3 separate regions of the Homo sapiens genome follow, and regions 2 and 3 are each linked to region 1. Evidence: chromatin loops called from intact Hi-C (ENCODE). Cell type or tissue: gastrocnemius medialis. All regions are shown on one strand.

Region 1 (8,000 bases):
AACGGTTAAACGGTAACTGACAGTGTAAGGTTTCTACTCATTTGACCCTAAATGAAACTTTAGAGGTAAAAACATTCTCAGCCAGGATGCAGGTCCTTGTGCTATATAATCCAACCTTCATTCCATATTTAAACAGAAACCACCTAAAAAATAACTGTCTGTCAATCACAGGAAGGTGAGAGTGAGTTACAAATGCATTTTGTTTTGATCTACTCCCAGACTGATGCTTGGTTTTATGATTGCAAGACAATTTCACAGGTGCTCTCCTGGATTGGGTTGATTGTTATTTTATTTTATTTTTTTCCTTCAGATTTGGGACCCTTTAGGATGCATCTGTGATTAGATTTTTTTTAACATACTAAATGGATATGTTGGATTTATAGTCTATGAGTTAGTTTTAAAAGTTAATATGGGTGACCATTTTACCAACAAGGGGAATGACTATTCATGTCCCAGACATTTAATCAAATGCCATTATCCTTTACTAAAATTTAACTTAGAGCCTAAATGTACTTTTCCAGTAATTTCTGTATATTAATGCGTTCTTAACTGAGTTCCCAGTGAGACCAAGGAAAGACCAAAAAAAAGACTGACATTTATAGAGTCCCGATCAACCTTCGGGCACTTCAGTTACTGAGTATGCAGCAACTCTGAGTTAATAATTATCCTCATTTTACCGCTGAAGAAGCAGAGGCTGAGAGGGTTAACTACATAATGTGACTCATGTGGCAGCTACTGAATTCAGGACAGGATTCAAGGCAGACCTTCGGAGTCCTGAGTGATGGAAGGCACACTGTTGACCTTTCTGTAAGTTAAACTTGGGTACCTCAGGAGCTGTACTTTAATTAAAATACCTGTGGCGTTTGAGTCTCTTTTTTCCAGTATTCTAGCTGATGGTGTATAGAGAAAGGATTGCTGTGCTAGGTATAAAAAGCCTTATTCGTTCTATGCTAATAAGTTGTGTAGCACTGCATAAGTAACCCTGAATCCGAGTTGAACTAAGTGATCTCCAAAGTCATTCGAAGGTTTAAAATTCTGTGATTCTAAATAAAATATCCTCACTAAGATTAGCAAATTGACCTTGTTGTAATTTTATTTCTGCACCCAGGATAACCCTGTATGCAGATGGATGGTCATGTAATAGCAATAAGAAATTAATATAAAAACCTTTAGGTGTCCAATTTTGCACAACTTGTTGAAATAAGTAATAAATAAATAATATGGATATATATTATATATTATGTATATTATATATAATATATATAAAGAACTATAAATTCTTTGTGTGTGTGTGTGTGTATATATATATATATATATATATATACACACACACACACTAAGAATTTTTATTTCCCTTAGGCAACACATTTGGCTGAAAATGTTACATTTTTGTAATTTCCAAAGAATTAAAATCAAATCTTTCTTATTTTTTTAAACATACTACAACTTAATAGAAAGTGGAGCACTAAAAAATTTCATCTAGAGCTCTTGATGAAGAAACTTACTACAAGTAGAGCATAAAAATTCCTTAAAGGTAGAATTCAGGTCTTATTCCTCTTTCTGCTCTTAAAATGCTTTACAAGTAGTCTACTTTAAATAATTACTTCTTTGAATGAACAAAAGAAAAAAAGGAAAAAACACAGAGACATACTTGGACTCTAAGGAGAGGAAGCAGCCATGTAAGCTGCTCATAGCATCTGAAAATCCAAAAGATTTCTTTGCCTTCAATGACAGGTAGTGTTTGATGCTGTGTGTTCATATTTTGCAATGTAATTCAGTGATTCTTGCAAAGTATTTTGGAGTGTAAGCGATGTCTTACTCAGCAGGAAACAGCATTTGTGGCAACTAGGCCAGGGAATCCATAGTCCTCTGAATCTATAACAGGTTAGAAAATGAGCGCCTCTGGTTTTAACATTGAAGAGTTTGTATAGCAATGATATTTTATCAGAATTGTTCACTACTTATTCAGATATAAGATTAAAAGCAGGCAGGGCACAGTGGCTCATGCCTGTAATCCCAGCACTTTGGGAGGCTGAGTCAGGTAGGTCACTTGAGGTCAGGAGTTTGAGACCAGCCTGGCCAATATGGCGAAACCCCATCTCTACCAAAAAATACAAAAATTAGCCAGGTGTGGTGGCGTACGCCTATAATCCCAGCTACTAGGGAAGCTGAGGCACAAGAATGGCTTGAACCCAGGAGATGGAGGTTGCAGTGAGCTGAGCTCACACCACTGCACTCCAGCCTGGGCAACAGAGCAAGATCCTGTCTCAAAAAAAAAAAAAAAAAGATTAAAAGCAATTATTTGTAGCACTGAGATTCAAGCAGTACACACCAGTACAGCCTTTTCAGTTTTTAAATTTTGAAAGATTCCCACACCACTCAGTGAGCAGTCACTGCTCTGAGCCATACTACCCAGGCCCTCTTCCGGAGCCCCGGGACCCCCCTAACCCAGCAACCAAAGGCAAGATGCCTGGCACCCTGACCCCATCAGGGCTGGCAGACACTGATCATTTATGCCTGTGCTGGACCAACTGTTACAACTTTTTGATTATTACTTCTGTTTGTATGGGCTTCTTTGCATATTTAGAAAATTATTTTATTTCATATCTTTATGTCCATTAATCCTGGGCTTATGAGTTTTTACTAAATGTAATGAAAGTGGATAGTTTTTTGTCTAAGATACATGTAGGTTCTTTGGGTATATATCCAAATTTAGAAAGGTTTATACAAATGACATTTATCCAGTGGCAATGAAATACCAAAGGCTTCAGTTTTGCTTTCTATTTTCCATAAATAATATGTTAAAAAAACAGGTTGCTGCCAGAGATGAAAAGTGATTCATTCTCCTCCTTATGATAAACTCTGTATTTCACACAAAGAAATATCTCTGTTCTGTTCTTCCCCAGTCCTGTGTAGCCATTTGCGTTCCTTTGCTGAGCTGTACAAGTAATACTGATGATGCTAGCATTTATTATTTCCTAGTTATTCTGTCTAAGCCAATCTGTAAAATGTGTTACAGTTACATTTTATAGATCTTCAAGGACCACCAACTTGATTAACTGACATTAATGACACTGTATTTTTCTCAGTATCCATTGGTAGTGAGCATCCTTTTGAGTTGGAAAGAAAATGTGGCATAGTGAAATGAGCAGCTGTTTTTATTTAACAGTTTTAAAATGCGTGCCCTATATTGATAGTGTGAGCTGGGAATTAAGCAGCCGTGAGAAACTGAAAGCTAAAGCTGTGATCGACAGAGGGACGTGGCCCTGCTCCTGCCTCTGTCCTTTCTGTGTCCAGGTGAAGCTGTTAAAGGAGCAGAAAGAATGTGAGGGGATCAGGAACGCAAACTTAAATGTGAATCAGGAAGGAGAAGAAGGGCTTGCATGCGAGGAGTTCAAAGACAGTCTTGTAAACTCTCCCATCAGCTGACCTGCCAGCAGCGAGCCGCCTTCTCCTCCAGTTCCTCTCTGGGTGCCTGGCTGTTGGTGGCAGAGGCAGCAGGCCCTGCTCTGTGCCAGGTCCTTGACCTCTGTAGACCGACAGCCAGACTTGACCTTCTCCTCCCCCTCAGCTCACCAGATTTCAGCTTTTCAGTCAGTCCCATGCCTGATTTCATGAAGGCACACTGGCACTTCATCAGATGGCCCCAGCCAGGCCCTGCCTCTGTGTTTGGGAAGAGGGAGCAGACACAAGTCTCAGACTGTAAGTGGCAGGCTGGCCTGGCGTCAGGGCCACTCAGCACCCAGGCCGGTGCGGGAAGGAGGCCTTTCATCTCTAGGCTCAGACAACTGGTTTGGGGCCTTTTAATAAGTACTTCCTTCTGCACTGAAATATGAAATAATAATACCTTAGCCCCACAGCATAACTATGTGCCAAGACTATAGAAACGCTTCTCACAGATAATGCAGAGGAACGGTCCTGAAACAAGGACGGAAAGTCCTGAAACATTTTTCCTGAAGAATTTGCTGGTCCTCCGAGGCAGCTGCAGAGCAGGAGGATCCAGAAAAGTCACTGAAGAGGTCCCAGGTTCAAATCTCGACCCTGTCACTTGCTAAAAGCAACGTAAACTCTCTGCACCTCTCTTTTCTTGCCTGTAAGGTAAGGTGGTGCAGCATAAGGATGTTAGGATGGCATGGGTGCCTCACTGCATGCCTGGGACATGGTAAGCTTTCAATAAATAGCATCATTTTAAGAATTGAAAAGGAGGCCTGGATAGGGCTCCAGTTCGTACACACGTATTTTGGGATGTGTGCAATCTCTCTACGTTGAAATTTTCTCCACAAAGCTCAAAAGTATTCAGTCATCAGTTTTCTGCTGCTTCCTATTGCACAAACCGTTTCCTGTTCCCAGGACTGCTGACACTAGGACGTAAAGGGACAAACAGCCTGATGAAAAGGAGCCTCAGTCCTGGGCTGGCCCCATTGTCAGCAGCAACAACACTTGCTCTAAAGCTGGCCAGGGGTCGCCACCAAGACCCAGTGTTGAAAGCCACTGTGTCATTGCAGGACCAAGTGGAAAAGGAGAGGCTGCCTCCCTCCTGCGCCTGCCCTAGAAACAGTGGGCCTGGCAGTTAGTGGAGGGAGCTTAGGAGATCCCGTCTTCCGGAAGGTCCAGGAGCTCACCACGCCTGTTAGATTCCATGATGATATTCTAGCACAGAGAGTTGTGGGCTAACCCAGGGTTTAAACTGTGATGTCCAAGCAACTGTTGGGCTGCATTATGCCAGCTCAAGGGCTTTCTCCAATCCCTGCCCCGAGGTGGCCACCGCAGCAGTGTAGGAGAGTGAAGGAGCCAGAAGGGGGTCTGCCCCACCTGCCCACTCAGCAAACCATGCTTTTGGCTTACTTCACTAGATACTTGGAAAGCAATAGCAACAAGCTTTAATCAGATACCATGGGAAAACATAGCCCTTATTTTGAATCACCTAAAATCTGAAAGTGGAGAGACAAAAATATACGTACTTCACTAGTGGCTTCTGCAAGTTTGTTTTACTAGATCATGCAGGAAGCAGCTAGACAGCAGTGGCTCCTTCTACCTTCCCTGCACGTGCCTTGAAATCAGCTTCATCTCTCCTGGTAACCCCCTAGAAATTTCGCTTCAACGAGATTAGGTCCTTAAAATTATGACTTCTGCACCTCCTAGTCTTGTCACCACCTCCCAGCCCTGGGCCACACCTGTAGCCTCCAGAAAACTTACCAATGGAGTCAGGACTTTCTCTCAGTGGTTTTCAAGGTAACAAAGTGGCTTTCAGAGCCTCATCTCCAAATGAAGGCCAGGACACACACAATTAAATCAAGGTAGTTGAAAGGAAAAAGCTTTCAAATAAACCTTTCTGGGATTCAATTATGAGTCTTGCTTCACCGCGAATCACATACCCCATTGTAATACTAATCTTGAACAAAATTTCTATTTGCATCATATGTTTTCTTGCTCACCAAGAGGGCGACACATTACCAATAGATACCTGGGGACGTGCTTCAGTCTGAACTATAATTGAATCCCTGACATTATAAGGAACTTGGTAAGAATTTTCCTCTTGAAATCTATTTTTACAAAAGTGACTTATTGTGTACCTTGTGTGCAGTGATAATGCACTAAGTAAAGGTAATGCCAGAGACCACAGCAAAAACTTAGATGATCTGTTTTCACACCAGATTTCTCCGAAGCAAGATCACCATCACAGCACTGAGCTGCCGTTCACTTAGTAAGCCACACAAATCTGAATTCAGCACAAAGCCTTCCCTCTTCGTGCTTCCCCCGCCTCAAGCCTCAAGTTCAGCAGCTCCTGCCTCAGCCCTCTCCCATTCTCTCTGTCCTCATCGTGGTCTGTGGGTCCTTTCCCATCCTCCCCACAGCCTCTCCATGCAGAGTTTCTGAGGGGCCCTGAGTTACGCTAAACTTGAAACCTGCTGGTGTGATGTGATAGAATTTCTTATGTATAATATAACATATGCATATGAGTGCAACATGAACACCCCATAACCTTGTTCTTGATGTCTACTGTCGAACTTCCTGGATGTAAGACTTTCCTAGCATCTTAATACAGCTTTTTAAAAAATTGCCAACTTACCGGCTGGGCGTGATGGTTCACACCTGTAATCCCAGCCCTTTGGGAGGCCAAGGCAGGTGGATCACTTGAGGTCAGGAGTTCGAGACCAGCCTGGCCAACATGGCAAAACCCATCTCTACTACAAATACAAAAATTAGCTGGGCGTGGGTGGCGGGTGCCTGTAATCACAGCTGCTCAGGAAGCTAAGACAGGAGAATCGTTTGAACCAAGTAGGTGGTGGCTGCAGTGAGCCGAGATCACGCCACTGCACTCTAGCCTGAGCAACAGAGCGAGGCCTCATCTCAAAAAAAAAAATATTGCTAACATACAATTTCTCATTGTTATTTACCCTTCATTTGACATTGTATTCCATAGTCTCAACTTTATCTTTACAGCATTCATTCAAGAAAGGAAATAGGGATTACATGAGGAAAAAGAGAGCAAAGGAAAAAATTTCGATAAAGGAAATTGTCCTCCCTTCCCCCCCACCAAAAAAAAATTCTCCTTTGCTGGAAAGTGAACCTAAAAGCAGTTTTGCTTTTCAAAAGTTTTCTAAACACACACACATACGCATACACACACACACACGCATACACACACACACGCACACACGCACACAGTATTTCATGGCCTGTGCACCAGTTCTTGCCCTGCCGGCTCAAGGTCTAGCTTGTTTTTCCACCCCATAGTGTCAGGCAGGTCCAGCCCTCCTTTATGTCCTAGAGTTCGTGTTGGTGCCAGGCAGCTTCAGATTCTGTGCCCCATTTGAAATCATTTGCAAGATCTGAATTGTTAAAGAAAATACCCTGGTTCTGAGTAATGCTAACCACTGGAAAATATTAGAAAACATTTCAAAATAAGAGGGTCCTTGGATCTGTTATTTATTTCTTATTGGAATTGAATTAAATTACTGGTCGACATCACAAAACTAAAAATCTTTGTCATTCACCATATATTTTTCCCCTTTAAGAATCAACAGGAAGCCCCAGAGCTGGGGAGAAACCTTCCTACTAAGTGAACTTCACCGTTTGCTCTACCTGGGCCTGACCTGCACGGTAACCAGAAGCTTCCTGGGCCCAGCAGTTTCAACCAACTATTTCAGGAACCCGTGCTCACCCTTGGCAATAACAAGCCTCAGGTGATTTCAGCTGTCAAGTGTCTCTGATCCCCAGATTCTTACAAGGGAGCTTTGCAAAGCTTGTAGTCTCTCCTTCCTAATTTAATTTAAACTGCACTTGTGATAAAGAGGTAAGTGCGCGGCTTCTCCCTAATGCTACCACGAATTTCTATATGACACAGATCCTCCTTGGGGCTAAGAGTGAAGTGCTGGGAGTCTAAAAAGAACTGTGTCCATCCCCTGTGTCCTATGGCGTCTCCAGGGAGCTGCCATCCACCCAGCCCCCTCCCACCTGTCTCTTTTCTCCTCGGCCAGCCCCCAGCATGGAGGTGCCTACTGCACCCAGTGTCTCTGCCAGCCTCTTCCAGGGCCCACTGCAGAGCCAGGCACAGCTTCCCCAATCTCTCCTCATCCCTGCTGCCTCCAAAACAAACACAAATTAGAAAAAGGACATAGGAGTTTTGGTTATAGAAAGGTCAAAGAGTTTTAAAAATTACCGACATTGGGAAAATTACAAGGTTGCTAAAGAATCTGAAAAAACTACCAGCAGTGGTTCCCAGAGCTTGACCTCATTTATGTTTCAATGGAGACCTGGGTCAACTGCTTTGAATATTTCCGAAGCATTCTTATTCATCTTTTGTGTAGCTAGAGGTTGGTCTGCGCACGTTTGCTGTTACCGAGCTGTGCCTAGCTCTTGGGTCCAGGCCCAATCCCTGACCCTTTAACAAAGAAGACACTTCTCCTTCTCCCCTACAAAGGCCTCTCCCTTGGGCTTTAGGCTACTTGTTTTGACCTTCAGTTTGCCACCAGGGTCCATCATGGAGACCTCTTGGT
Region 2 (8,000 bases), 430 kb after region 1:
AGGACTTTTACATGACAATTTATATTCATTTATCTATTACCTGTTAAGACTTTTCCATTTGTATTTACGCTATGGATCTTTTTATTGTCATTATAAAGGAGCTATTTGTATGTTAGTGATATTATTTATCAAATGTTTACAAATATTTTCTTTGAGTCTATCCTTCAACTCATATCTATATTTAAAGTATTTTTAGCTGTACAAAATTTTAAATATTTATATAATAAACAATTTATTAACCTGCAATACCATTATATTTGTTCTTACTTAACAAATATTTCTCATTTACTCAAGTCCTGCAAGTTTCTCGCTATATTTTTCTTAGGACTTGTACAGTGTTGTTATTTTTGTGGTATTTTACCCTGTTTTCATTTCCAATTGGTTATCAATACTATAAAGAAAACCACTTTCATTTTGCGTATTTTTTTATATTCATGCACCCTACTTTCATTTTTATTTGATACTTCTAATAATAGTATTTAGAATTTAGAATATCTTGATTTTGTTGTTGTGTGACATAATTATATAACAAAATAATTTTTCTTCTTTTCAATATTTGTCATCCATTGTGTGTGTGATAGTATATTTCTATAAGAAAATATTGTTTTATAGATATTTATTACATTAGTTAGATTCTCTAAAAGAAGTTAAACGATAAAAATGAAACCAGGCATATGTACCTCGTTCCAAATTTCAGTGGCTATGACTTGAATACTTAATCTGGATACCACACTGCTGTTCCATCTCTACATCTATACACCAGAGTTATCTTATTATCTTTCTGTACAGCCTGCTGTTCCTCCTGTGTCTCTTGACAGCACTGCCTCCAACTCATTCATTATAAGAACCTGGAGGGTATCAGCAACTACCTTTCTTCCCCCCTCAACTCCAGTCCTTTATCCAGTCCTGTTAGTTAAAGATTTCTATCTCCCTCCCACCTTTCCATCCATGATAGGGTCACTTCGTTCGGCCCTCATAATGGCTAGACTGTTCCACACCTGCCAGCATCATTCAGCTGCAGTCCACTCTTTGAATGGTTTCCAAAGTTATTTTGTCAAAACTCAAAATCGTTTTCCTTCTCTATTTAAATCTCAAACTTACAATTTAAGTTTTAAAACACGCTACTCAGTGCCTCTGTTATTCTGGAGCCAAACATCCCTTCTCGCCTTGTCTGGTGTCTCTTGCTTCCATTTCTCACTACTCACGGCCTCCGGGTTTCAGGATTTCTCAAACATACACTTTATTCTGTTCATCTTCGTGTTTGTTTGTTTTTGCTAAGCCTTCCCTGCCCTGCCCACCTCCATGAATTTCTGCTCTTGTCTCAAATCCCGTCTCACACCCAGCCCTTTCCAGCACATTCTGTCAATCGCCTCACTGGATGTGCAAATTCCGAGGGGGCAGGTTTGTAACTTTTCATCTTTGTATTTACAGTGCAGTACTCGGTATGGTAGGACTTGAGCAGTATTTGTGGAAGGAAGGGAGGGAGGGAGAGAGGGAGGAAGGGAGGAAGGAAGGCAAGAAGGAAAAAGGGAGAAAAGGGAGAGAAGAAGGGAGGGAGAGAAGAAGGACCTGCTAAAGATTTTATTTGAATTTTTTTCTAAAACCAGAGCTAAATCAATTTAAAGTGTTGAGGTAATTAAAACTAATTTCGAATAGATATAAAAATTAAAGTTGTGAAGCAGAATTGGGTAACTAAGAGAAAAAATGATTATGCCATATGTCAGCAAACTTATCTTCAGTGAAAAGTGTTGTAGAGAGAAAAAAATGGAAAAGCTAAAGTAAAACATGACAAATGAACAGAGTGCTTTATGCTTTGTAAACACTTTATTGCATTAAAGTGTGAAACAAAACACAAAGAGCAGATATCCTGTACAAGGAATTTGTGGTAAAGAGCAGATGATTAATTTTCTTGTCGCATTCTCTAGTACTTATTGCAATACTATCTTGTATTTTAAGACATGTTTTTGATTTAGCAAGTTGTAATACATACTAATCATTTGCCATATATCAGGGCCAGTTTATATTTACAATATTGTCTTTTAATTAGTACTGTCTATGATAATTAAGCTTAGATCATGGTAGCAATTTACATGACGGTGGCTGGGTCCCTTGCACAGCTTGAGTTACCATCTATTGGCTTATGTATTTTCAGCCTCTCAGCCAACATGGACTTCCTGTCTGGATACCTTGGTAGGCATTGTCCAGACAAGAAGGCAGAGAGAACACAACAAAACAAGCTCAGATTATTGCAGGGATTCTCTTGAAATTCCTCCACATTCACATATTTTCCATAAAGTTCTCAGCAAAAGTCAGAAAAGTCAGATGGAGTACCACAGTCAGATCTTGAGTACTGTAGAGAGAGCTCACTGCTGTAAGAGTCAATCATAGCAAGCCGTGGCAAAAGAGCCATTGCTACTGAGCCCTAATTCACAGGACAGTGACTCAGACCACGGATTTGGAGAAGGATTGCCAGGTTCAAGCCCCACTCATCACTAACGAGTTATAAGAAAGGCAAGTGACGAATCTTTCTATGATTCAGTTTTATCATCTGTAACGTGGAGATAATAATATCTCCCGGATAAGATTATTCATGATTAAATATAAAGCTCTTAACAATACACTAAGCATGATATGTGTTAGCAATTATTAATATCATCATCATTATTTAAGGAAACAATGCATGTCAATAGGAAACAGGAAAAAGGCAGAAAATTCTATGTAACAAATCATATTTTTATTTGGGGAACCTATTTAGTAAATATTTTCAGTGGTATATAATGGAGATACAACAGATCCCAGGAAAAGACTGGTTACAGGATGAGTCATTTTGAATGAAGTAGGTGAGACTACAATTCTTAAAGTACTATAAAGAAATATAAGCAAGTAATTTGTGATGACAGTAATGTTAACTTTCAAGTACAATATTTTGTATATTGGCTTTCTTAAAGTGGAATCTCATTGATACATTGCTGTATTTTGCCCAATTTACTTGGGCATTACATCTTGAATTTTCGTGAAAAGCATATTCCTTTTTGGAATTTTAAAAATGAAAATGGCTTGCTATTAATTATATTGTTGCACTACTTTTGTTTATTACAGAGGTGGCATATGGTGGCAGCCGCCCTCCATCTGCAATGAGAAAGGACAGCTGTGTTGAAACTGAAATACTTGAGCGAGCCCCGTCAATGCAGGCAACTTTCTCTTTTGCTTCAAGCTCTGGCAAGTCAGCAGGGCCCTTTTCTTCTATTTTATAATTATTACGTTACTTGCAATAAATTCTTCTCCAGAACTTTCCACTAACATTTCAAATGAAAAAGGGTACCTGAGAAAATTTAGAAAATAATCACAAAGGAGTGTTTAAACACTGTGGGTAAATTTATAGCTTTGGGGCTTGTTTCCTTGTCTTTATTTTTTCTGAAATCTATTCTCTCCTGACAGTAAGAAGCTTGTAGGGTTCATTTAACCCCTTCTGTCTAAATAATAGGACCCCCATAGTTATTTTTATTATTCTGCAAAAGATCTATCTCTGTAATAGCGTGCGCACGCATACACACACACACACATACACACACACTACTCTTAAGGTTTTATGCAAAGCAGGACAATTTATTTCTAGCACTTTTTTAGTTCTTCTTTATTGAAACAATGACTTAGTACAACATAAATATGCTGAATAAGCTCAAAAAAGGTTGAAAATTGTGGAATATCTAATTTGGGGAGAAAAAACTGGTAGAAGGGAATCTCAAAAAAGAAGACTTAGAACTTTAAAGACAAAATGACATTTAAGTAAAAGAATTGCCTTGCTTGCTACAGAGCAAGAGTGGGAGTCACCAACCTGACATTCAGTGCTAAAGGTTAGGGGTGAGTGGGAGTCCCTGAGAGAGGTCCTACCAGCAAGGGCTGCAGTCACAGCTGAAGGTGATCATGCATGAAATGGAGCCAGGCCTCGCATTAGATGGAAAGATCGCATTACACTTGCAACAGACTTTCACATCGTCTGGCTTTCAAGTCAGCAGTGTGAACTGGTTAGGGCAAACCGCCTTTTACTAATTTTACAGACAAGGGACTGAGGCCAGAGAGGGGCAGTGACTCCTCTGCTGCCTCATGACTGGTCAGTGCTGGGGCCAAGTTGAGGACTGATGTTGGACTTATGCTGTGTTTCAACTAAGTCCCACTCAAAATCCATAGCAATCACCAACATCAGCATCACTTTACCGTACTAGGAACAAAGCTTAGTTGTCCATGTTCTACATTTTTTTCTTTACTGATGTTACAGTTTTAAAAGTAAGTTTCTCCATGATAGAGAACTCTTGTAACCTATCTCTTATTCCTGAGATCATAGCTTCTTCAAAAGTATGACATGGTGGATAAAACATTTTTAAAACCTGCTTTATAACAGGGATTCCTAAATGCCATAATGAACATTTAAATCTAAAGAATCATTATAGAAGATATCATTTTTTTAGAATTCTCATCTATCAGAGCACATTGTTTACTCTTATAGGGTGTTAGACATACAAGACCAGTACACTGTGGAAGACGTAGAGCAGACAATTCTTCAGCCCTCCGTATGATCACAGTCTAAAATCCATTGAAAGGCAGCTTGAGATGTCCAGATTCACAGATGTGTTATGGGATCTTCTCGTCTTTCAATATGGGAGACTCATGCTTTCACTTCAATGAGTGCTGTGCATGTGGAACTGGGGGATGAGGGAACTTCTACTGATATATCCAATCTGCAGGTGCCGGGATGCACTGAGATTGTCTGTTCAGGTTATGATTTATAACAGAGATGAAGCTCGGTCAATGTGGTTGCAAGAATAGGTAATTCAACACTGTTCTTAATAGAGAGGGCACTGCTTATTTAGATCATAGTCGACTATGGGGGTTTTGACCACGATAAAAAAAAGCCAACTGAAAGAAGAAAAATTCCAGAAGAATCTGTGAAACAGACGCAATCAGATGACTGAAGTAGGCAATCTTTAGAGACTGCTACATGTGCGAGTCAGATGGCAGAGGAATAACTGGCCTTAAGAAGCTTCAATCCTTGACTGGTCCATAGGAGTCAGAGGATGTCTATTATTTTATAATGAATCACTGCAGGGTGGAAAACATCTCAAACATCACTCAAGCCGATCTCTTTGTCTTATAGATAAGGGAAGCCAGGTCTTGAAGATTTGAGACTCGCCAAAGTCTTAAAACCTGTGACAGGCAGAGGTAGGGCTGCATGCTGGGTTTCAGATCTCTGACCCAGTGTTCTGCCCTCTGCCATCTGACCATCCTCATGCGGAGGTCAGAGTGCTCATGACCACATGCGTCACAGAGTGAGACAGGCCTTAGAGCCTGAGATCCAGGTGTCTCCTGAGAAAACTGCGAGCGCCGTGGTGACAGAGTGGACGAAGAGACACAAGGAAGGAGGAGAACAGGCGGTGCCAAACAGACGCTGAGTCCTCTTTATAGGGGCCTCAAGGATGCAGGAACACTCAGGGAAAGGAAGAGCTGCCTCTGCAACCTAATGAAAGCTGCGGCCCGGCAGGGCTTGATCGCAGAGATCCTTGTGCTTCCCCCATCCCTAGGGGTATTTGTTAGGAAAGAATGGTTAGTTTGTGTTTTTCACAATATTAAAAACCTTATTCCATAAGATTTACTTTAGAGACAGGTTGCTTTCCTTTTGACTCACATTTTCTAGTAAAATATTTACCCCATGGAATTTGGGGAGCGATTCTGGAGGCGGATGCACACGTTCCGTGACTGTGTAATCCTAGAAGAGGCGATGATGAGGGCACTGGGATCTCTGACTCTGCAGTGGTTTTTGTTTTATGTTGTAGATAAATTCTTTGTGTTCAGACACTGACTGGTTTCCTCCCAAGGTGTTTAGGAAGCTCCGTAAGTGCTCACTTACAGATCTTCATAATGCCGCTGTGGTTGTAAGAGGCTGACACATTTGATCAGTGCTGGCTCTATATCTATAAAAACTGACTTCGTGGATTACACAGGTTGACAATATGGTCCATGATCCATATTTTGTAAATGGAAGAACTGGAGCCCAGATAGAGAAAATGACACAAGGCTCCACAAATCAATATCAGGGCCTCTCGGAACAGAGCTTAGCTCCTTTGACTCGTTGTCTGATTCTTTATTTTGCTACCTTCCCTCTCTAAAACGCTTGTCAAGTGCAACTTGCAGATAAAAAGCCTTCACCCAGAATGCTCTGTGACAGTGAAGAGAGGTCAGTCTTTACAATCTGAATTTGTATTATGGAAGCTGTCACTATAACGTGAAATTGCAAAACAGCTGTGGAGACTGGATCTAACCTATCCGTTTTAAGAACCAAGTGAAGATGACCACATCTCGTTTTTAGTATGGGGACGTTAAAAATGGAATGTATTTACACAACCCATGGCCACTGAAACAATTGTTGAGTTGCAGTACAAGCCTGCCCCTTGCTGATTACTTCAGTCAGGATACGTGGCTCAGGTGACAGGGGCAATGCCAGTATTAGATTTTGCTTTATGTTGTAATTTTTACCTGTTTGGGATCTGAATTGTGATGAGAAGTATTTCATTCCTTTGATTTACAGTGTTGAGAGCAAGGATTAATGGTAGGCAACTTTAATTTAGCTCTCTCAACAACTTTCAAGAGATAAAGGGCTGTGAAGATACAACGGGATGTTCTAGGATTGCTTCCAAAGTTGTTTTGAGCAGACAACTAATGAGAAGCATTTTCTTAATCTGATATCTATTTGGCACGATTATTCTTGGGTGAGGAAGGGTGAAAGTGGGTGGGGGAAGAGAGGCTGGGAAACTGTATAAACATTATTGTGCTTGTTCACTACATAGGAAAGCAGCTGGTTTCTTCATCGATAGCCGGGATTCTTGCCAAACGAGAAGAGGGGGACCAGGTGGTCCCCGGCACGTTCAATGCAGTCAGCTTCTGCAAGATGAGCTCTCCAGTAGAACCTAAGTATATTCCCACAGCAGCTCCGAAATCGATGCGCTCCCCAGACACCCTCCTCAGACTGTGCTCATTCTTTCCTTCAGGAAGAGACTCCTTAGCTCCACGTGGCATTTCAAGCCATTTCTGGGGATAGGTGGCATCTGCACAGCCTGGGGGATTTTAGAGCTGGAATTTTGGTGATTATCTGCTCTCATTTCTTTTGCTTCAGGTGAAGAAACCGAGGCCCATTTCACCAACAATGCAACTCACATGAGAAGGCACTATTTGCATGTCATGGCAGCAGACAGAGTGAAAAAGCCACTGTCAAACTTCACGTCCAACTGATTTTATAGAAATGTGCTAGGCATGAACCTCTACTGCACCCGGCCTATCAGCACTTTTCATTCGACCATTCATTCATTTACTCCAAGGTGCTGTGTGTAAGCCAGCTTCCTGTGCTCAGAGAGCTCACATGCAACAAACATGCAGATAAACAGTGGCAATTGGCGGCAAATGCATGAAAGGAGATACTTTCTGCTACATGAATAACACTCATCATAATAAATTACAACTGAGAGGATAAAGCAGGGAGGGAAATGGTCTCAGCCAACTTTACAAAAGGAGTCAAGTAGAACGTCTTGAAGATAGTGACATTTAAGCTGAGACCTAAGTCACGGGAAAGAGCAAACCACACCATGCCGAGGCCCTCCAGGAGGAAACAGTCAGGGTTTTAAGGAAAGGAAAGAATATCAAAATGGACAGAACTTGGGAGCAAGGGGCAGACAGGGGCCAGGAAGAGAGATTAGGGTTTTAAAATAAGTGCAATGGTAAGTCCTTGCAGTGGAGTGATACAATCTGAGTGACATTTGAAGGTCACTTTTGCTTCTTGTGGCTATGGAATAGTGGGGGGAGATGGGTGGCAAGAGAGACAGTGGAGCGACAAGGGGGTTGGTTGTAGTATTTCAGGCAAGAGATGATGGGGTAGCAATGGACAGAAGAGATGATGGGGTAGCAGTGGACAGGAGAGAGAGAGGGCAGGAATTTGATGTATGTTTGGAGATGAT
Region 3 (8,000 bases), 140 kb after region 1:
ATGAGCATGAGAGACTACAGAGTTTACAGAAAGCTCTCTTAGACCCAAGATCCTGGCCCCATCTGGCTTCTCCCACACATCTGTTCCACACATTTCCCCAAAGTTCCATCCCTGTCCTGACAACACAGACCAGGAAATTCAGATTCACAGAAAACCAATAATTTAATCTAAGTCCTCTTGCTGGACAGTAAGCCAGTAAAATCCTAAATGGACTCAAAATTACCGCTCCCCTCTATTTCATTAAATTCCTAAGCCACAGTCCATTTTCTCTTTACGAGATATCCTATTTACCGGTATTACTTACCTATAGTCTTTAAAATCCAAATCCGGTTTCTGATTTTACAGTATTTTTATCTGTTCTGAAAGAATAAAGAATGGACATTTCCACTTCCCATTCACAAAGTTTGTAATTGATATTTCTAGCCATTTTGACAGCATAGGTAGAAAAATTCACCAATAAGTGAAAAGAATTTATTTTTATAATGGCTTTAACATATTTCAATCAAACACAACTACTAATTCAATTAAACACAAATGACTTTTTAGGAATTGGTCTGTTACTATTTGTCTTATGAGAAGATAATTGGAAAGTGTTGACAGAATGAATTTAATGCTAAATAGTTGGAGATGCACCAACATCCATTTAAATTTATGGGTCAAATTTTTATTTGCAGAAGTGAAATGTACAGTAGTCAAAATATTAGATTAATTTTTGACTCGGAATTATGGTAAATGCTCAATATAAAAGTTTAGGTGTTTATTTTCTTTAATCACTAAAATAAAATCCTGATGTAATATTTAACCTCGATCATTAACATGTCAACTAGCTACTTAGAAATTAACTGTGGCTTTAAGGGAAAGTAGGAAAGTTGGTACTGCTGAAAGAATTTAAGGAATTGCTCTTATTTAGCTTATTTCTAGAATGGAAATATTAAGAATTTAATAGGTGGGACAATTGGTTTGGTTAGTAATAACAAATAATAATAACATCAGCTAACACTATATGCTTATTATATATACATCAGCGACTACTCTATGCATATATATTAACTCATTTAATCCTCACAACAATCACCGAAGGTAGTAATTAATATTATCCTCACTTCATTCTGTGCTTGAAGACTGTATTTACCCACATTTCTTCCATTAAAACAAATACCCACGGGCCCGAAGAGTGCCCCCCACCCCCTTCCCTGGAGAAGAAGGGAGCCCGGGCATTCCTGACGGGCACTGGAGGAACACCTGTCACTGTCAGCCTGCAGGCCCTCCTCATCCAGGGAAAAGGATGCGGACCAGAAGGGGCCTGCACACAGGTGATGGAGCCACCCACACCAGGACCGACTGAGAGGCAGCTTCCTGTAAGCCTATCAGGGTCGGAATCCCTATCATTAGTCAGGAAATTATCTACAACATACTATCTTTAGAGCCCACTCATTCGCACATGCCTGCATTCATTCGTTCATGCATGCGTTCATTCACCCAGCAGGAGTGGAAGCCGGCTCTTTACTACAAGCTGAAAATAGACAAATAAGATAGAGTACTAGTCCTCAAAGCACTTTCAGCTTAAAAGCATATCATCCATTGCTAGGATCTATCACCATAGAATTATCATTCCCAGCTTACTAGTTTATCAGATTTGATAGCGTTCCTTGGCTTGGGGCAGAGGCCATCCCTCCTAGGTAGTTCAGGCCTTTATCACCCCAGGCCTACATACTTGCGAAAGACTCGTTTCTTAACCTGTTTTTCTGTGCACAGTTGCCAGATTGGTTTTGGCAGAGGCAGCTTCTCCCTTATCAATTTCAGGTGTTTAAAAGTTGGCAGCAACTCCTCCGTCCTAAGCCTAGAGGTAATCTGCAGTTTGTCCCCAACTCAGTTTCACCCCCTATTTTCCAACCAGCGGAAGCTCTGCCCTCACCGTGTATATACCCTGCAAATTGCCCTCTGCCCTTGCACCCACAGCTCCCCTCACCTCAGCTGCCCCACCAATCTCTGTCTAGGCCCAGCCCAGATCTTGTTTCTGGGCGGCTCTTCTCAACCACACCTGTGACCGCTCTGTCGCCCTTGAACGACTTCGGCTGGCACCTACTGTTTGCATGGGCTGAGTGCACACAGTGTCCCCTGCTGCTGGCTTGTTTTGTGCTCACACTTTTGTCTCCAGCAGCACAGTGTGACTAGCCCAGAGCAGTGTGTAGAGCAGTGCGCAGTGGATGCGGAGTGACTCTGAGGGACGATGGAGCTCGGGAGGCTGGTGGGGTCTCCTCTGGATAAGCAGGAGATGCAGAAAGTGTACTGTGAGATGGAAATCAGCCTTGCCCAGTGCAGAAACAAGCATTTCCTTTCACCAAAATCCAGGGAAGGAGAGCTTCCAGAGGTCCGGCCTTACTTAATTACAACTCTGAATGATTCGACGTGAGAAGTTACATTCCCCGATGATCTAACAGTAGGAGTTGAGTTCTCAGCTATTTGAGTTTGCATCTTGCACTGTCTGGATTCTGGGTATAAATTGGGGCAAGTTTCCTTCTCTTGACTCTCAACTCCCTCAAGTATAAAATGGGCTAAAGGCACACTGGCAGAGGCTGGGGAAATTAATTCAGATTGCTGCATTCAACAAGAAAAACACTTTGGAAATTGCAAAATATTTACATCAACAAAAAAGCACAAAAATGGTGTGTTAGTATTACAAATGAAGTCACAACCTGGCTTTCTCAGTGCTATCTTTTGTTTTTAAAGTAACGTCAGGCTTCTTATTTATCCGTGTTAGCAGTGCCCTTTATCTAAAAAATATGTAAATCCATTTGAATTAATTTCCTGTAATACCACATGAAACAATAATCATATTAGTACCATTCATAATGTACTAATAACATTAACATAATTGCATTCAAATATAAAATTGCTAGGTAATAGGCTTTTCATAAACTGTTTCAATGAAAATGTGATTTTTAACCTGACTGTGGGTCTTTGGTTCCAGATATTGTCAGAAAAAAATTCTGCCTAATGTGAGAGTTTCCCACAGTTTTTGCCTGCAGAGGAGGAATTATAAAGAGCTTTTGTGATTGAGAAGAGGAGGGTGTTCAATAGTCACATATTTCTGCACAGACTTGACCTTTCACTGTAGCTTTCTCCACAGCAGGGTCTGGTCCTTGGCGCACAGCGTGTTCTGTACGTGCTGACTCAGGGGACAGAAACACAGAGGCTGCGGCCGCCACGTGATCCTTAGACTTCTGTACCAAGTCTGTGAGGGAAGCTCTTGTGAGCAAGCTAATGTTTCTTTCCTGAGTAGCAGGTCAGTTAGCCTGTTCAAGTCTAGTTGGCTCACAGACAGTTGCAGAATTCTTTCTGGGCTCTCGGGATGGGAAGGGAAGGGTTCTCAGCCCCTTGGCATGACGACGCAAGTAACGGGTTTGAAAGGCCTCCTGGGGTCTGTAAGATACCTGGCCCCAGTTATCAAGTTAAAACTCAGGGCCTTGGATCTAGTATGTAAATTTATTTATTTTTCACAATTGCAGACAAATTTATATATTACTATTATTTTTGAGGGAGAGTCTTGTTCGGTTGCCCAGGCTGTAGTGCAGTGGTGTGATCATAGCTCACTGCAGCCTCAGCCTCCTGGTCTCAGGAGATCTCCCGCCTCAGCCTCCTGAGTAGCTGGGACTACCTGGGCATGCGCCACCACACTGGGCTAATTTTTTAAATTTTTAGTTGACATGGGGGGGGGGGTCTCACTATGTTGCCCAGGCTAGTCTTGAACTTCTGCGCTCAAGTGATCCTCCCGCCTCAGCCTCCCAAAGTGCTAGGATTACAGGTGTGAGCCACTGCACCTGGCCTAAATTTGTATTTTGTGCAAGCCAGTGATCCATTTGTTTCCTGATAAAAATGTGATGAAGTCAGAGACTGTTATAGAACCATGAGCTATGGGGCAAGTCTGTAGTGAAATTAAGTAAAGGGGAGGGAATAATTGGAATGCCGATGGCCATGTCTGAGCATCGAGATCAACCACAAATCATTCTCACAAGCACATGTCAATTTGTGATATATTATTAGATCTGAAAAAAAAAAAGAGATCATGTTGTAACTGAGTAGATCAGAGTGATTCGCTTTGATCAGATATTCCAATCTTGCCGGATCATTATAAAGCCAACCTGAATTTACACAAAGATTTTCTTCCTACTGTGCTCAAAACACAGATATATATTCCCCCGCCTGTGATCCTCCCAGTGACCCGATGAGGTAGGCAGAGAACAACATAATCTCTGCCTCTTAAATAAGCTAATTGCGCTTGAAAGTACTTTTAGCACTTTAGAACATAAATAATATTCCAGGGCAGAGTTAGCTCCCCTTTCTTTCTCTGAAATTCAGAATGGTACAGTAGAGCTGCCAGGACTACTGAGTAACACGACAGTGTGAAAAACGAAAGACAAACAGCTCAAAGTCTTGGGCCAGGGCCGTTTTTCCAGCATTTTCTGCTTTGCCCTCTACTTTCATATAGTTTAGAATTTATTTTAGAATGCACAGAATACATTTCTATATATTTGTGGTCACCTTTTCCCCACATCTTGGAAATAGCAGCAATAGACAATATTGAACACAGAAACTACTGATAAATGCAAAAAAGGTTAATTAATTAATATAGTTGTCCCACCGTATTCCTGGGGGATTGGTTCCAGGACCCCGGGTGATCCTAAAATCCACAGATGCTCAAGTCCCTGATACTAAATGGTGCAGTATTTGCGTATAACCCCTGCACAACCTTTGGTATCCTTTAAATCATCTCTATATTACTTATCATATCTAACACAATGTAAGGCTATGTAAATAGTTGTTATACTTTATTGTTTAGGGAACAATGACAAGAAAAAATTTCTGTATATGTTCAGTACAGGCATATTTTCCCCCCAAGTATTTCAGATCTGCATTTTGCCAAATCCACAGATGTGGAGCCCCCGGCCAGCAGGGCTGACCAGCAGGGCCGAGTGTCCTGCGAGTGCCTGGCTCAGCACAGCATAAGCACTGAGTCAAGGAGCTCATGGGTTTGAGGGCTCATTCATTCAGAAGCTGAGAACTTTCTTTGGACCAAATTGCTGCTGGTGATAATGGGAGGCCAGCAAAGAGGGTATGAGGGAGAGTGAAAATCTCAGGACAGTGAAAATCCAGCACCTCAGGGGGTGGGGGGCAAGGGGAGGGAGAGCATTAGGATAAATACCTAATGCATGCGGGGTTTAAAACCTAGATGACGGGTTGATAGGTGCAGCAAACCACCATGGCACATGTCTACCTATGTAACAAACCTGCACTGTCTGCACATGTATCCCAGAACTTAAAGTAAAATTAAAAAAATAGAAAGAAAAGAAAATCCAGTGCCTGCCTGGCATGATGACAGGCAGCTAAGCTGAGGGCAGAAGAGGCGGAGATCAGCTCCGGGCTCAGGAACATGGGGAGCCGGGAAGACAGAGGGAGGAGGGAAGGAGCTCTCCCGATGGGACTAGCACTCCTGGAAAACAACATTTTTTTTGCATTGATGTCGTGGCTGTTTTTGGAAGGATTCGAACTCTGCTTGGAATGGCAAGGTCTCCACCAGTACTGATGCTTTAAGGTTTTGCTAACGATGACAATGCATTATTTAGATAGGTGATTTTCCATATTAAAAAAAAAAGGTTCCTAGATTCGAATAGCATCTACCTTACAGACATGGTCCTGAGACCCTGGGAGAGGTGCAGCTGGCCAACACGCTGTGTCCCCACAGGGAACGAGCATGGAAGGGTTAAGCAGCAGCGTTCCCTGCCCAGAAGAAGCAGTGTTCTGTAGCAAGTATTTTAAATTCAGCTGCTAGAGCAGGAGAGGAAGTTGGAGACAGGAAACCATCTCAGAACAGTGAGCGTTTAAATAACGAGGGCAGCGGATTGTCTTCTGTTTCTCAGCCATCCCAGCAGTATTCTTTCCCTGTCTCTACCCAGGGAAGACCACAGGATCCCACTCCCAGCCTCAGAAGACATTTGCATAACACATTTACATTTGAAGGGAGCCCACGGATTGGCAACTCCCGAAGCTTCAGCTAGGCACGGTTTTCTACAATAGCAATTAGGAACAGAAATAGAATAACAATAGGTGTAGAAATACAGTTGCTGAGCTGTGGGTAGATGAAGCAGAAAAATCTCTGCGTTTTAAAGCCCGAACTTTGAATAATTGCAGAGTGGGAGACTAACTGGCCTTTGTTCTTTGTGTATGGGCTCTGAGGTCTAGAAGAGACCAAACCAATTTGGACCAACGTGGGAGCTGAAGAGAGCTCCCCTCGCAGGAAATGAAGCGGCCGGGTTGGCGTCAGACCAGGAGAGACCAAGGCAGAGCCCATGCCAGCGATCGCTGAAGGGGCTGCTGAGGTGCTGGCTGGTGGCCCAGACGGCAGTGAGCAGAGCTCCATGGAAGTGCTTGGGGACTGGACGATGCTGCAGGGAAAACATCGGGAAGGGAAGGGGGATGAGAGTTGGAGTGAGATCTGGAGGCACCAAGGATAAGCCAGGGGCTGGGGCTTGGAGGGGCGGGATGGCCCTCGTGTGTCCTGGGGCACCCTCATCAGGACATCAGGAACACACAGGCACACACCCTCTTCCAACTCTGAAACCAGCACATCATCAGAGGACCGGACCTTAGCCTGAAGCAGCTCCTCAGAGAATCCTGTTCTCCTTCCTCCATCAGCTCCACTGCCCGCCCCTCATCCCTCAGCCTCTGGGGGTGGAGCGGGGCGGATGGGAGGTCTCCTATAGTCCTAGCGATCAACCCTGAGACCCAGCCTGGAGAAGGCAAGGAAAGGGGCCACAGATGGGGCAACATGGGAAAGACCTGGGTGAGGGAACAGCTGGGAAGGCGTACTGTAGAGAGATGAAGGCTAAGACCTTATAGTCAGAGTGAAGGATGTCAGAGCTTAATATTTTGGGGTGAGGTCCTCCTGAGGTCCAAAGTGAGGCTGAGGCTGTGGGTCTGGATGGCTGAAGTGATGCCCAAATGACCAGTGGAGCCGAAGAGGTCAAGGAAGAATTCGGAGCTGTCTTCCGTATGGACACCAGGTCACCTCGGATGACAGAGATGGAGGCTTCTGGGCCAGATGCTAGAATCAGTATGGTTCAGTGGCTGAAGAGGTCAGCAGGTGACACAAGTGAGAGGGACACAGGACGATACCACTAACTGGCCTGAATGTTAAAGGAGCAATGGGGTTCTACACGGTGAATGGGGATAATTGTTAGGAAGTGGCATTGGGGAGCATGGGGATTCCAGAAGAACCCTTTCCAATCTCTCCCCATAGCAGTTATTAGCCAGTCTTAGCATAGAACATCATGTCTTCTCATGCTTTTGCTGAATGTTGTTAGTTGCTGGGTGTTGAGTCAGTGTGGCACGTTGAAAGGAGCACGGGGTTGGGATCAGGACTCCTGAGTTCAAGTTCTGTCTGTGCCTGTCTTGGTTGCTTAATGACCTTATGTAAATTCCTATTCTTGTCAGGTATCAGATTCCTCATTTGTAAAAATGGGTCTAATAATGCTGCCCCATGACCATTGATGTGGAGACGATTTATGAACTGCAAAATCTGACACAATCTACAACTTTGTGTTGTTAGTTCCTCGGGGACAAGAACTATTTGGAACCACACCAAAGCATTAGTGATTATTAGAGGCATTTCATAAACACATTTTTATCATAATGATGTTGATACCGAAAGCTAGTGCTTTTGCCAGAAGTGTTAATAAAAATTGTTGGTAGCCAGTTCTCCAAGACCCTCTCCCAAGGTGTCATAGTTCTTACGAACATTATAATATGAGACTATTGATTTTTTTTTTTTTTTTGAGATGGATTCTCGCTGTCACCCAGGCTGGAGTGCAGTGGCGCCATCTCGGCTCACTGCAAGCTCCGCCTCCCAGGTTCACGCCATTCTCCTGCCTCAGCCTCCCGAGTAGCTGGGACTACAAGCGCCTGCCACCATTGCCGGCTAATTTTTTGTATTTTTAGTAGAG

Evidence for each region. Peaks named below come from ENCODE experiments on the same cell type or tissue, not always from the same donor. Only the 100,000 strongest peaks of a DNase experiment are listed, where the experiment ranks them.
Region 2: it touches region 1 in a loop (5-fold over the local background); 3 of 110 quality-filtered maps call a loop at or near these places.
Region 3: a loop joins it to region 1, with 2.6 times the contacts of the local background. A loop is called at or near these places in 18 of 110 quality-filtered maps.

What each region holds. Positions count from the first base shown.
Region 1 is chr6:163,401,476-163,409,475 of GRCh38, reverse strand. No RefSeq gene overlaps it. Among named protein-coding and RNA genes, the nearest start is that of CAHM, 8.5 kb to the left of the region's middle. RefSeq lists enhancers at 3,112-3,301, 3,532-3,711, 3,722-3,791. In gastrocnemius medialis, no CTCF peak of the experiment used is centred here; DNase peaks (open chromatin) are centred at 3,465, 4,395, 4,639 and 7,124; H3K4me3 peaks cover 1,189 bases; H3K27ac peaks cover 3,509 bases.
Region 2 is chr6:162,969,328-162,977,327 of GRCh38, reverse strand. The region is part of intron 2 of PACRG (parkin coregulated); the gene reads right to left. Among named protein-coding and RNA genes, the nearest start is that of PACRG-AS2, 81 kb to the left of the region's middle. In gastrocnemius medialis, no CTCF peak of the experiment used is centred here; DNase peaks (open chromatin) are centred at 2,427, 3,147 and 4,067; H3K4me3 peaks cover 895 bases; H3K27ac peaks cover 4,049 bases.
Region 3 is chr6:163,258,587-163,266,586 of GRCh38, reverse strand. All of the region lies in intron 4 of PACRG (parkin coregulated), which reads right to left. Among named protein-coding and RNA genes, the nearest start is that of PACRG-AS1, 62 kb to the left of the region's middle. In gastrocnemius medialis, no CTCF peak of the experiment used is centred here; DNase peaks (open chromatin) are centred at 2,073 and 3,196; H3K4me3 peaks cover 1,278 bases; H3K27ac peaks cover 3,470 bases.